Linked DNA regions of Homo sapiens: region 1 is linked to region 2. A link is an interaction called in ENCODE POLR2A ChIA-PET data of the cell type or tissue named here. Cell type or tissue: MCF 10A. All regions are shown on one strand. Each heading gives the region's core, and the rest is flanking DNA. Links, peaks and the distances in the headings are about the cores only. Region 1 has its middle 190 kb from the start of LINC00392. Region 2 has its middle 190 kb from the start of KLF5.

What was found. ChIA-PET counts read pairs that join two places held together with the same protein. Peaks named below come from ENCODE experiments on the same cell type or tissue, not always from the same donor. Only the 100,000 strongest peaks of a DNase experiment are listed, where the experiment ranks them.
Region 1: POLR2A ChIA-PET joins it to region 2 with 34 read pairs; 3 of 35 experiments call an interaction of 5 or more read pairs at or near these places.

What each region holds. Positions count from the first base shown.
Region 1 is chr13:73,366,826-73,372,206 of GRCh38, forward strand. No RefSeq gene overlaps it. Among named protein-coding and RNA genes, the nearest start is that of LINC00392, 190 kb to the right of the region's middle. In MCF 10A, for the core only: no CTCF peak of the experiment used is centred there; a DNase peak (open chromatin) is centred at 1,996.
Region 2 is chr13:73,245,847-73,251,227 of GRCh38, forward strand. No RefSeq gene overlaps it. Among named protein-coding and RNA genes, the nearest start is that of KLF5, 190 kb to the left of the region's middle. In MCF 10A, for the core only: no CTCF peak of the experiment used is centred there; a DNase peak (open chromatin) is centred at 3,075.

The DNA of each region.
Region 1 (5,381 bases), core at 84-5,083, 120 kb after region 2:
GCACCTGTAATCCTAGCTACTTGGGAGGCTGAGGCACAAGAATCACTTGAACCCGGGAGGCGGAGGTTGCAGTGAGCCGAGATCACACCACTGCACTCTAGCCTGGGCGAAAGAGTAAGACTTTTTCTCAAAAAAAAAAAAGTGTCCCCCCATTTTCCTGCATGCTATTAGGGAACTAATCTCAGTTTCTCTGGGAATGGAAGGTTAAGGGTTGTAACTGGGTAATCTTTCTGAGATTCTCAACCTCCTGTCTTAGTCCATGGGTGACATCCAGGGAAACTCAACAATTCCACACTGGAAAGGAGTCTCCAGTTCCAACACTTTCCTCCCCAAAACACTCACTAATCACCTGGAAGTCTGATTTCAGAGTTAGAGAATTTGGCGTAGTTTTGAAATACTATGTGTAGCAATAATGATTTCATATCAGTTTTTCATAGCCTATGTGATCAGAATGACCTGAGTCAGAACCATTCACCAGCCGGGTAGCCTTCACATCACAGGAGTGGAGCGCTTAAGATTTTTCTCACCTTCTTTATTTGTAAAAGTCACAAAGACTAAAGTTAATCCTGTTGCAAAGCCGTGGTTCAATTCATCCATGATAGACCCTGATAGGTTTGCCTGGATTTCAGCTATGTCTAATTAAGCCACGGCAATTTGCAGTAAGAGAGAACAAGATGTGATTGATGGCGTTTACTGTGGATCTGTGGAGTAAGCAGTAAACTCTTCTTTCTAGGTGCATTTGGTTACTTCAGGTCAAAGAGATTTGCATGAGAAAGTTTTGCACCTGGCAATATAAATTGCATGCTTAATAACTGCATGTGTGGCAAAGGAAATTTTATTAAGGCCTCGGGGCAGATTGGACTTACAGACTGTACATGCTAACACCAGGAAGGGGCAAGCACAGGGGCTAGTTGCAAAGGATTACAATCTGAGTCTAGGTCTGATGTAGACTCCAATTCTGAGCAACACTTTTGATGGTTTGTACCAGGAGTCAGGGCTGGGAAATGCCTCTGAGCTAAACGAGCAGAAGCAGAAATTTGGTACTTGTCTTTATATATGTATATACATACATGTGTGTGTGCGTGTGTGTATATATATATATATGAAATTGTCAAGTTTTGTGGGAGAAGATTAAGTTTAAGAAGTCTAAGAACAGTTTGAATAAGTTACACTCTAGAACTCTGGGGAGATGAAAGGTGAGTGATTAAGGTGGTTTCGATCTACACCATAGTAAGTGTTCAGCACTCTCTTTGGCACAGATCAGTTTGCCAGAATTGTTACACCCTTCCCAGAAGCTTGGGGCTGAAAGATTAAGGACGGTACAGGTCAAAGGTTAGTTATGTTAATATATTTATTTGCGAAAATATACAAAAGCCCTGATTAACCTTGGCTTTTGAAGTCTGAGCTGTCAGTCCTTCACGTTCATGATCAGTTTTCATCTGAAAATGTTTTCAAACAGTCTAGTATCAAAACAGAATCTATGTACCTCAGGTAAAAACATGTTGAACTGCATGGTACCTGTAATACTATGTACACTGGCAGCTTCGTTTGGTAGATACCTATCATGTAAGCTACTCTTTTGCTCCTATAAATTTAGTTACTATTTTAGGAGAGAAGGTAATTTATTAAAACAGACAACAAAAAAAGACGGGGTGAAGGGAACATTCTTTATTATTTAAAAAAAAAATCCTTTTTAGAAATTAAGCTTTCAGCTCCTTAATCTGTTAGGGGAGTACTTACTCAAAAACAAAAGAAAACAAAATGAAAACAAAAACTCTAGGTTCTTTCAGTCTTAGAGGGGTTTAGCAACAAACCATTATTGTTTGCAGACTGATTTTTCTGTGAGAAGGCAAGCTGCCTTAATGACAGCTTATGCAATAACAATCCCTGATATAGTATTTACCTGGATGTAGCAACAACTGTGCTGTAAGCCAAGAAGAAGGAGGAAAAAAAGTCAGTATCTTGTGCGTGAGAAGCTTGTAGATACCCTGAGGTGACTTCATATAATTCTAAAATAGCAGGTAGCTTCTTGCATAGCTAATCAAGGTATCAGCGCCCGGAGCAAATGGAGGTGGCTGACAGCGTGCTTTGGTTTCAGATGCATTCAGCTCTTTTTGAGTGATATGAGCTTAATTCATGTTCTAGTTTCCATACGAAAAGTTTATGCATTCTGATTTGGCAAATATCCTGTCCTATAACCTGACAGCTCTGTGCTTTGATAAAGCTGTTGACCTCAATGTCTTACTTGTACTTATTCATTATATGTGGTGGGAAAGTTAGTATAGTTTAAAAAAGGGAACAGCCTTTTTTTTTATAAAGCATTTGAATTATATACCCCAACCCTCCACTTTTATTCATTGCTTAGCAAAGGAGGATACAGGTGACTCACCTGAAAAACTTGAAATATACTCTGTAGTAAAGTGGAAAGAGCTTAAAGAGAAGGAAGTCTTAAAATTAATTAAAAAAAAGACAGAGAGAAAGGAGTCATCCTGACTTTGTAAGGTGCGTGGGTCATTTCGGGAGAGAGCAGTTCCTGGGTCAGAGTGAAGGTCACAGAGTGACAGCCTCTGATAAGTTTAATTGCTAGTGTCTTGAGGTTTTCTAAAGAAAGCCTAACATTAGCAGGTAGCTTTGGTTTGTCATTGTGTCTATCCAATATCTGGGCTCTCCAACGTGGTGAAACCCCATCTCTACAAAAAATAAAATAAAATAAAATAAAAACAAGTTAGCCAGGCATGGTAGTGCACGCCTGTAGTCCCAGCTACTCAGGAGGCTGATGTGGGAGGATTGCCTGAGCCTGGAAGGTTGAGGCTGCAGTGAACCATGATCATGCCACTGTACTCCAGCCTGGGTGACAGAGTGAGACCCAATCTCAGAAAAAAAAAAAAAAATCTGGTTTCCATTTCTGAGTCCCTCTGGATTAGTGCATAGGGGAAACAGTTTTTCTTAGGGACCATTGGCCACTAGTAAGGCAATAACTAGCCCCGAGGTGGACCTGCCTTACAAAAAGGAGGGCTCTGAATCACATTTATTGCTTTGGCACACAGGAAGCTACAAGTGAAAATGCCATGTGCAAAGAGCCCATAATTTTACTCTAATAGATATTTAGCAGCTTAAATGAAATAACAAGGAATACATTCACCCAGGCGCCATCCAGGAGGATTTGGTGGGTATTTTACATTCCACTCTTTGAAAAGAAAAACATAATTTTTGATACTTTCCCAAGATATATGAATATTTCAGCATGCAAAGCAATAATACATAGCATACGTTTCAAGTTGAACCAAATTCTGTTTGGCCAAAAGGATTTATTGCTGTCACTATAATGCAAGCCAGTCAATCAAGTTGAATTTTTCTTCCAAATCAGTTGATTAGAGCTCAGTCAGGCAGCTACTTGCTTTCCTGTTTGTTCACATGCTGCTGATTTTCTTGTGCTTAGCTAAGAGGCATGGAATCAACAAATATGAATGCTATAACTTGCCACTCTGCGCGTGTTTCTCCTTAATCCCTGGACCCCAGCTCTCTCATGGATGGTTTGAATTCCTATAGTTTTTCTTTCTAGCCACTCAAAATTCAGTGGGTCTAAGTAGAGTTTATTATCCTTTTCCCTCATCCAATCTCATACTCCTTCAAGTTGCAGTCCTTAGAGCCTTCTTTGGATTTTTTTTTTTTTTTTTTTTTGAGACAGAGTCTCACTCTGTCACCCAGGCTGAAGTGCAGTGGCATGATCTTGGCTCACTGCAACCTTCACCTGCCGGGTTCAAGAAATTCTCCTGCCTCAGCCACCCCCGACCCCTGAGTAGCTGGGATTACAGGTGTGCACCACCATGACCAGCTAATTTTTGTATTTTTAGTAGAGATGGGATTTCACCATGTTGGTTAGGCTGGTCTCAAACTCCTGACCTCAGGTAATCCACCCCCGTTGGCCTCCCAAAGTGCTGGGATTACAGGAGTGACTTCTGATCATTCACTGGCACCTTCATTAAATGCCCTCCCTCCATGGCGCTTGCCGTCATGCAGTCCCTCTGTGTGTCTGCGCTGAACTGCTGCCATGTTGACAGGATTACTGTGCAGTGATTACCCTAGTAAAGCACCCGGACTCTCCAGTTAGAACAGAGCAGGATCAAATCCTGCCTTTGTACTTGGTGTAGGACTTTGGTTATCACCCATCTATGAAACAGGAATAAATTATAGGACTTTCCTCTTAAATAAAAGCATGGAAATCAAGGACTTAGCATGTGTGTCTGGCTAGTCAGTGCTCAGTACATGGTAGTTATTGTGAGTGTCTGTTGGTCTTCCTGCCTCTCTATCTCTTCCTCCCACAATTTTAGTAAAGTGGTCTTCCTCCTACAAGGAGTCAATCAGTCCCCTGCACTCTTCAGACATCTGCAGTCATTGCTAGTCCTGATGGTCCAGGCTTTTCAATGCACTCAAAGACTTTCCTACAAAACAGAGGAACCCCAGTTCCTTATGCTCAAGTCTCCATGTCTGTGTCCTGCATCCCAGTCCCACAGGACATTTTGTGCTGTCGAATCCACTCTTGTACTTCCGGGCCTTTGCTCACGCTCTGTCTGGAATGCCTCTTTCTTTCTCTGTCCCTTGTTAAAATTCTACTCATCCCTCGAGGTCTTGTTCAAATGCCACATCTTTCGGGAAATATTTTTGTCTAAATGTGTTTTGAAATCTTCCTTGGCCATCTAGTTAGAATTGATTCCTCCATTGGCCACAGTCTCACAGCACTTTGCTTGTACCTTGGGTTCAACTAGACCTATTGTATTTTGCAAAAGAGTTAGTTGCTCAAATCTATGTCCTTCCTGGCCTTCTAAACAACTTCAGGGAAGGAACTGTGACTTCGTAAAATCAATATCCACACAGTGCTTTGCTCCTAATATGTGATCTGTGTTTTACAATTGAATTAAAACTGGATATGAAATAGATGGCTTTTAAATATCTGTGAGTGAGCTGCGTCCATTGGTCTGGGCAGATCTGTTACAGAGCTTAGTAAGTGAGTGTGGCTCTGGCAACATAACAGTATAGTAAAGGGAAAGGCACAGGACTTTCCAATCTCTTTGACAGCAGCCTAGACCTCACTTATTCCAAACCCTTGATGAGATAGCAGATGGGATGTGAGCTAATGGATGGGAGTCATCTGTTACTTGAAGAGGTTAAGGGAGAGGGGTTTCCTCTTCTACTAAGAGGATGGAGAGAGGAAGAACTACTTCTAATTGGTGCATACCTCCAAGTTGTGGTTCTTGGCCAGTCTGTGGTGAGATCTGGTCAGGGAGTTGGGATTCATTCCTGGATTCCAAATGGTTTCCAGGTTGTGCTGACATAGCAGAGGAATTCGGCTTCCAGCATAGAGCCATGCTTTCTCAGTAGTT
Region 2 (5,381 bases), core at 221-5,220:
TTATATATCTGCTGATTTTTAAATGCGGAATATCATTTCTTGTCATGATTTTCTGCTACTGCACATGGGCTCTGGGTCTATGCAAGGAAAGTGTCAATAATTTGAAACCATTGACACTTTCTGTTATGTCACTAACAGCCTTTGGCCAATAAGTGCTAAGCAAGTTTTTGGTGAGGAGACTTTGGTCCAACACGTTGTTGGTACAACCTTGGGCCAACCTGTTAACTGAAATGCATCATCATGACATCTGGGTAAAGAGGAGTCAAATACTTAGTGCCCTTTGTGTTTCTTCCATACCGCAAAATAATCTCTACATGTAACTAACAAATGAACTTTCCCAGCACACTGTTTTTGTTGTAATATCACAGATTTAACTTGTGAGCATCTACAGGGTTGGGGTGGGGTGGCATGGTGTTGAAGTCTGTAAGAGTGTTTATGCAATTGCCTTTCCCAGTAAGGGACAGTCATTTAAGAAGCAATCTACATCAGAGAATGTGCTACATCAGAGAATGTTTGTCCACATTTTCCATTGTTCTATCATTACCACATGTGCAATTTTTATTCTTAACAGCATGTTGAGTTTGTCAACTTTTCAGTAAAAACAGGGCCTTGCACTAAAAGATGTCCTGCAATAGGACTGAGAACAATAATCACGTACCAGGTGCCCATATAGCATGTTGGTGTCAATATTTGAAAAACAGAGCATCAGTACCCTGGCCTGAAGGCATTATAGCGCGGATTGTTTATCAGAGTGATGGCACTTTCTAGGAAAGGAAAATGAGAAGAAGGCATATTTCAAGAAAAAGAACTGATTGTTGCAGCTAACACAAAAGGTTTAAATGGATTTTTTCTTATATTATTCTCTCTTGGTTTTTCTCAACATATTTTTCTCAATATATTGTCATACAATACCATGTACATTGTTACTTTTATTCTTTCATTCATTTAACAATCATGTGTTGGTTGCTATGTGACAGGAAATGGCTAAAGATAAAGAAATATGATCTTAAAGGATTTGCTGTCAAGTAAGGGATATACATTGACTGGGAATTAGAGAAATGGAGTAGAAGTAAAAACAAGGTGACATGGGAGCACCTAGAAGGGCCTATAGAAGTATCTAGGAGAGGAGCCAGGCATGGTGGCTCACGCCTGTAATCCCAGCACTTTGGGAGGCCGAAACGGGCAGATCATCTGAGGTCAGGAGTTTGAGACCACCCTGGCCAACATTGTGAAACCCTGTCTCTACTAAAAATACAAAGAATTAGCCAGGCATGGTGGTGTGAGCCTGTAGTTCCAGCTACTGGGGAGGCTGAGGCAGGAGAATCGCTTGAACCTGGGAGGCAGAGGTTGCAGTGAGCCAAGATCATGCTACTGCACTCCAACCTGGGTGACAGAATGAGACTCAGTCTCAAAAAAAAAAAAATTGTCTAGGAGAGGGAGGGGAAAGGAGAAAGATAATCATGGCTTTCTGAGTCTTGAAGGATACACACAAGTGGATCAAAGGGGAATGACCACTTTAGGCAGAGGGAAGAGCCCAGAGACATCAGCCTTCATGAGTGTTCAGGGAGTGGCAAGTGACATGTGAGGATGGAGCATCAGGCGAGGAAGGCTTGTGGCCCAGGGTGAGGCCAATCAAGGTCTGGAAGCCTCACAACCCAAGACTCTGGTGCCCCAGCAAGAAGTGAACTTCATCCTGGTGGTTCTGGGGAGGCACTGAAAAGTTGGAGACAGGGAGAGTTAGAATGTGATTCCCATGTCAGGAAGATGACTCTAAAGGCCAAGTGGAGTTTGAACGGCAGGCTGCCGTGTTCCAGGTCAGAGATGATGACTGCAGTGGCAGTGGGCATGGCAAGAAGAGGAAAGATGGGAGATGTTTAGACTGTAAAATTAAGAGAGCTTGTTAAGTGATTGAATGTGGAGGCTTAAGGAGAGGAATGGCCAGGGATGATTTTTATGTTTCTGACTTGTGTGACTAACATTAAACAAAATAAGGAATATAGGGGAATCATCTTTGAAGGAAAGATGAGTTTGAGATGCCTGAAAATTGAAAATGATATGCCCATTAATGCAATAATACTGGCTAACATTTATTGAAAGCTCAGTATACACCAAATATTGTCATAAATTGTATATTTTGATCAATTTAATTCCCACAGCCACCCTAACAGCTATTGTTAGTTTATTTCATCAAATCTAAGGTACCATCCATTGTAAGACACATCTTGATTCAAAGATGTTAAAACGTCCCTCTTAGAATTAATACAATATCGTATTATTCCTATTTTATAGATTTAGAAACTGAGGCAGAGAGATTAAGTAATTTATCCAAAGTCACATAGTAAATGGAGGAGCTGGGCTTCATAAGCAGTCAATGGAGGAGCTGGGCTTCATAAGCAGTCAATGGAGGAGCTGGGCTTCATAAGTAGTCTGCCTTTCAAAATTTTTCATTTAATCACTGTACTACATCTCTTGTTGGTACATATGAGTCTGAGGAAAGTGATCTGGGATGGAGATAGAGATCTGAGAGTCATCAATCAAAAATTCTCCATTAAATGGCAGAGGTGGAGATAGCGTTTATAGTACATAACGAATAAAGTTGCGATAAGGTCCTTTAAATTAAAACTGAAATAACATTGATAATTACAACCAAATGCCCCTTTTGATACATTAAAACACCTCAAAAAATCAGAGTACACATATTTCAGGCATTTTTTAAATAAGAGAAACTAAAGATACAACATAACGAAGTTGATCAGAATTTCCCAATAAAAATTATAAGTTTTCAGAGAGGAGGCTGTGGCGCAGTTGATTTTTTTAACCATCAGCTTCTGAGTTTCCTAAGCACATGGCCATTTCCTCACTTGTTTTGTGAAATGACAGCCGAGAGGTGGAGTGGAATGGAAATCTAGAAATCATTGCCATGCAAATATGCAGAAGCAAAGCTGTATGTTTGCATGTAAAGCTCATGGTATCTGCAGTCCTGGGAAGAATTAAATTCCTTACCTGTGGGCAGGTGTGTATTTGGCCACATGCCTTTACTTATTAGGCAAGACAATGTCCCTCAGTGCAGTGAGTCACTGCTTTTGGAAGCAAGCCTTCTGCCTCAAGAGTAACAACTTTGTTTTTCAGGCACAGTTTGTTTCCCCCACCTCGTCCCCCACTCCTCTCTCTCCTCCTTTTCCTACTGATTATCAGATCCTAGTGGAGGAAGAAGAAGGGAAGAACTTACGGGTTTTAAAGACAGAAACCCAGTTTACAGAGTTGCAAAGGAAATAGGAAAGCAACATTTGGAGCCCAGTTCTGAGTTTGCTTTAAGCTTTAATCAGGCAAGAAGAATAAGCTGGGAACAGCTCCAAGGAGGTAGGTTGCAGAAAAGCAGTGTCTCCATGGCCTTCTCAGCAAGCTCAGGTGCAAAAGATAAGTGTACATCGTCTTTGAAAGGAGAAGAGTCTTTGAAAGTAGAATAGTCAGGGAAAGAGGGCTGCTTCGGTAGCCAGCCTTCCAGATGGGGTCAGTATGAACAGCCTCACGAGCAGCTGCAGTTTAACCCAAACAATCACACATGTTTGTAAGTGCCTTTGGTCCAACTTGCTGATAGTGTAATGACAATAAACAGAGCAAATGAAGTAGCCACTCCAGCAAGGAATGAGTTTTCGAAAGAAGAAGCCCATGTTTTTGAGAAGAATGTTTCTAAACTTCATTTAATTTGCTGCATTTGGGCCCCTGAAAAAAAATTGATGATAGCTCACATTTTAATTTGCTGTGGTTATTTAATCTCACTCTAGTTAAATCATCTTCACCAACTGTTTTTTTTAAAAGCTTAAAAAGATTGCCTGTTTGTTTACATAAGGGTATTTGGGTAGGAAAGAATTCCATTTCTATTTCTTTAGCTATCATGGGCATAATACAACTGTCTCTATATTTTACTTTCTCATTTATTTTCTACCATGACCTCTTCTATTACCCCAATGATGCATATTAAATAATCAGATTAGCTAGGTGATAAACTGCCTTATGTAAATTTTTTGAAAAGGTGGTGGCTTATAAATACATTCCAAGATAAATAAAAATAGTTAAAGTACCAAAGCCATCTTTGAGAAGATGAAAACAATTTTTTTTCGCTAGAGTGGAGTTTGGCAGAGAGAAGGCCTGAGGCATAGAGGGAAAACAATCATTTTCTGAAAGGTAGAAGTAGGTGATGGACTGAGAGGTGAGTGTCCCGGAGCAGGGAGCTCAGGCAGGGCATGGGGCAAAAACTTCTTAGAGAATGTATCAGAAGTTATAATCTGCAGCTGCTAATAGGGACTGTGAAATAGTGTCTTCCACAAGATGAGGGTTTACGTTGATCTCATTTAAGTCCAGATGTAGGCAAGCTGGTCTGTTATATGGCGGCTCCCTGATGTCATCAGGAATCAGGCTCTCTGCTCTCATCCTCAGGCTCACAAAATGGTTGTTGCAGCTCCGGCAATCACAACCATGACTCAAGAAGAAAAAAGAGGAAGAGCGGCATGAGCGAAGAGGATCTGCTGATTAAGGCAGTCTCCTTTATAGAGTGTCCCCTGACGTGCCACCACATCACATGCCTGTCTGGGAAAGGGCTAAGAAAGGTAGTTTTCTGGACTGGGCACCTGCCTTCCTTTCCCAGTGGTTCTGCTAGTAAGGAAATAAGGGTAATGCTAATCAGATAAGATTTAGAAGTCTTTATCATAATGCAGTAGGAAGGAAAGCAGTAGATTAACAGTACTGAAGGCAAACCTTGCTTATTTTATTTTAGCAAGGATCAAAATTTTCAGAAGCCAAAATGTAAATGTTGCCTTTTTGTTAAGATAATTTAGCTCTGGACACTACTAATCAATACTACAACATGACACTGCTTCGAGGGCTGGCTGGGTTATCAAGGCAACAATTAGAGAAAATTCAGATTACTGAAGAATTAAATGTTGATACTCACTGATCTCATAATTCTATAGAGCTATACTTCTAGCAAGAAGGTTACTATCATTATTACTATTTTGGATGGTGTTTGAGAGTCAGGAGATGAATGTGGAGCTGCCTCATTTTCTTTAAAGCAATTTTTCAGAGGTCACTTAAATAGCTAAATCCGCCTCCCTATATCCCACTATGATAGGGACAAAAGGCTCCAGGGGCCCCAGCATTTGAGAACTTGTAGTCACTAGAACTTTTCTAATTGATGTCCATGGGTAATAAATGACTTTGTGCAGTTGGTTGTGGTATTTATGCTTTAAGGAAAAGTAAACCTCTGATATCTATCTTGCAGCTCTTTGTCTACTGACAACCATTGATCTCTTCTCAAAAACTTCCAGTGACACACACATGTCCCTCATCTCCACCTATCATACACAAATGGGATTTAAGAAACA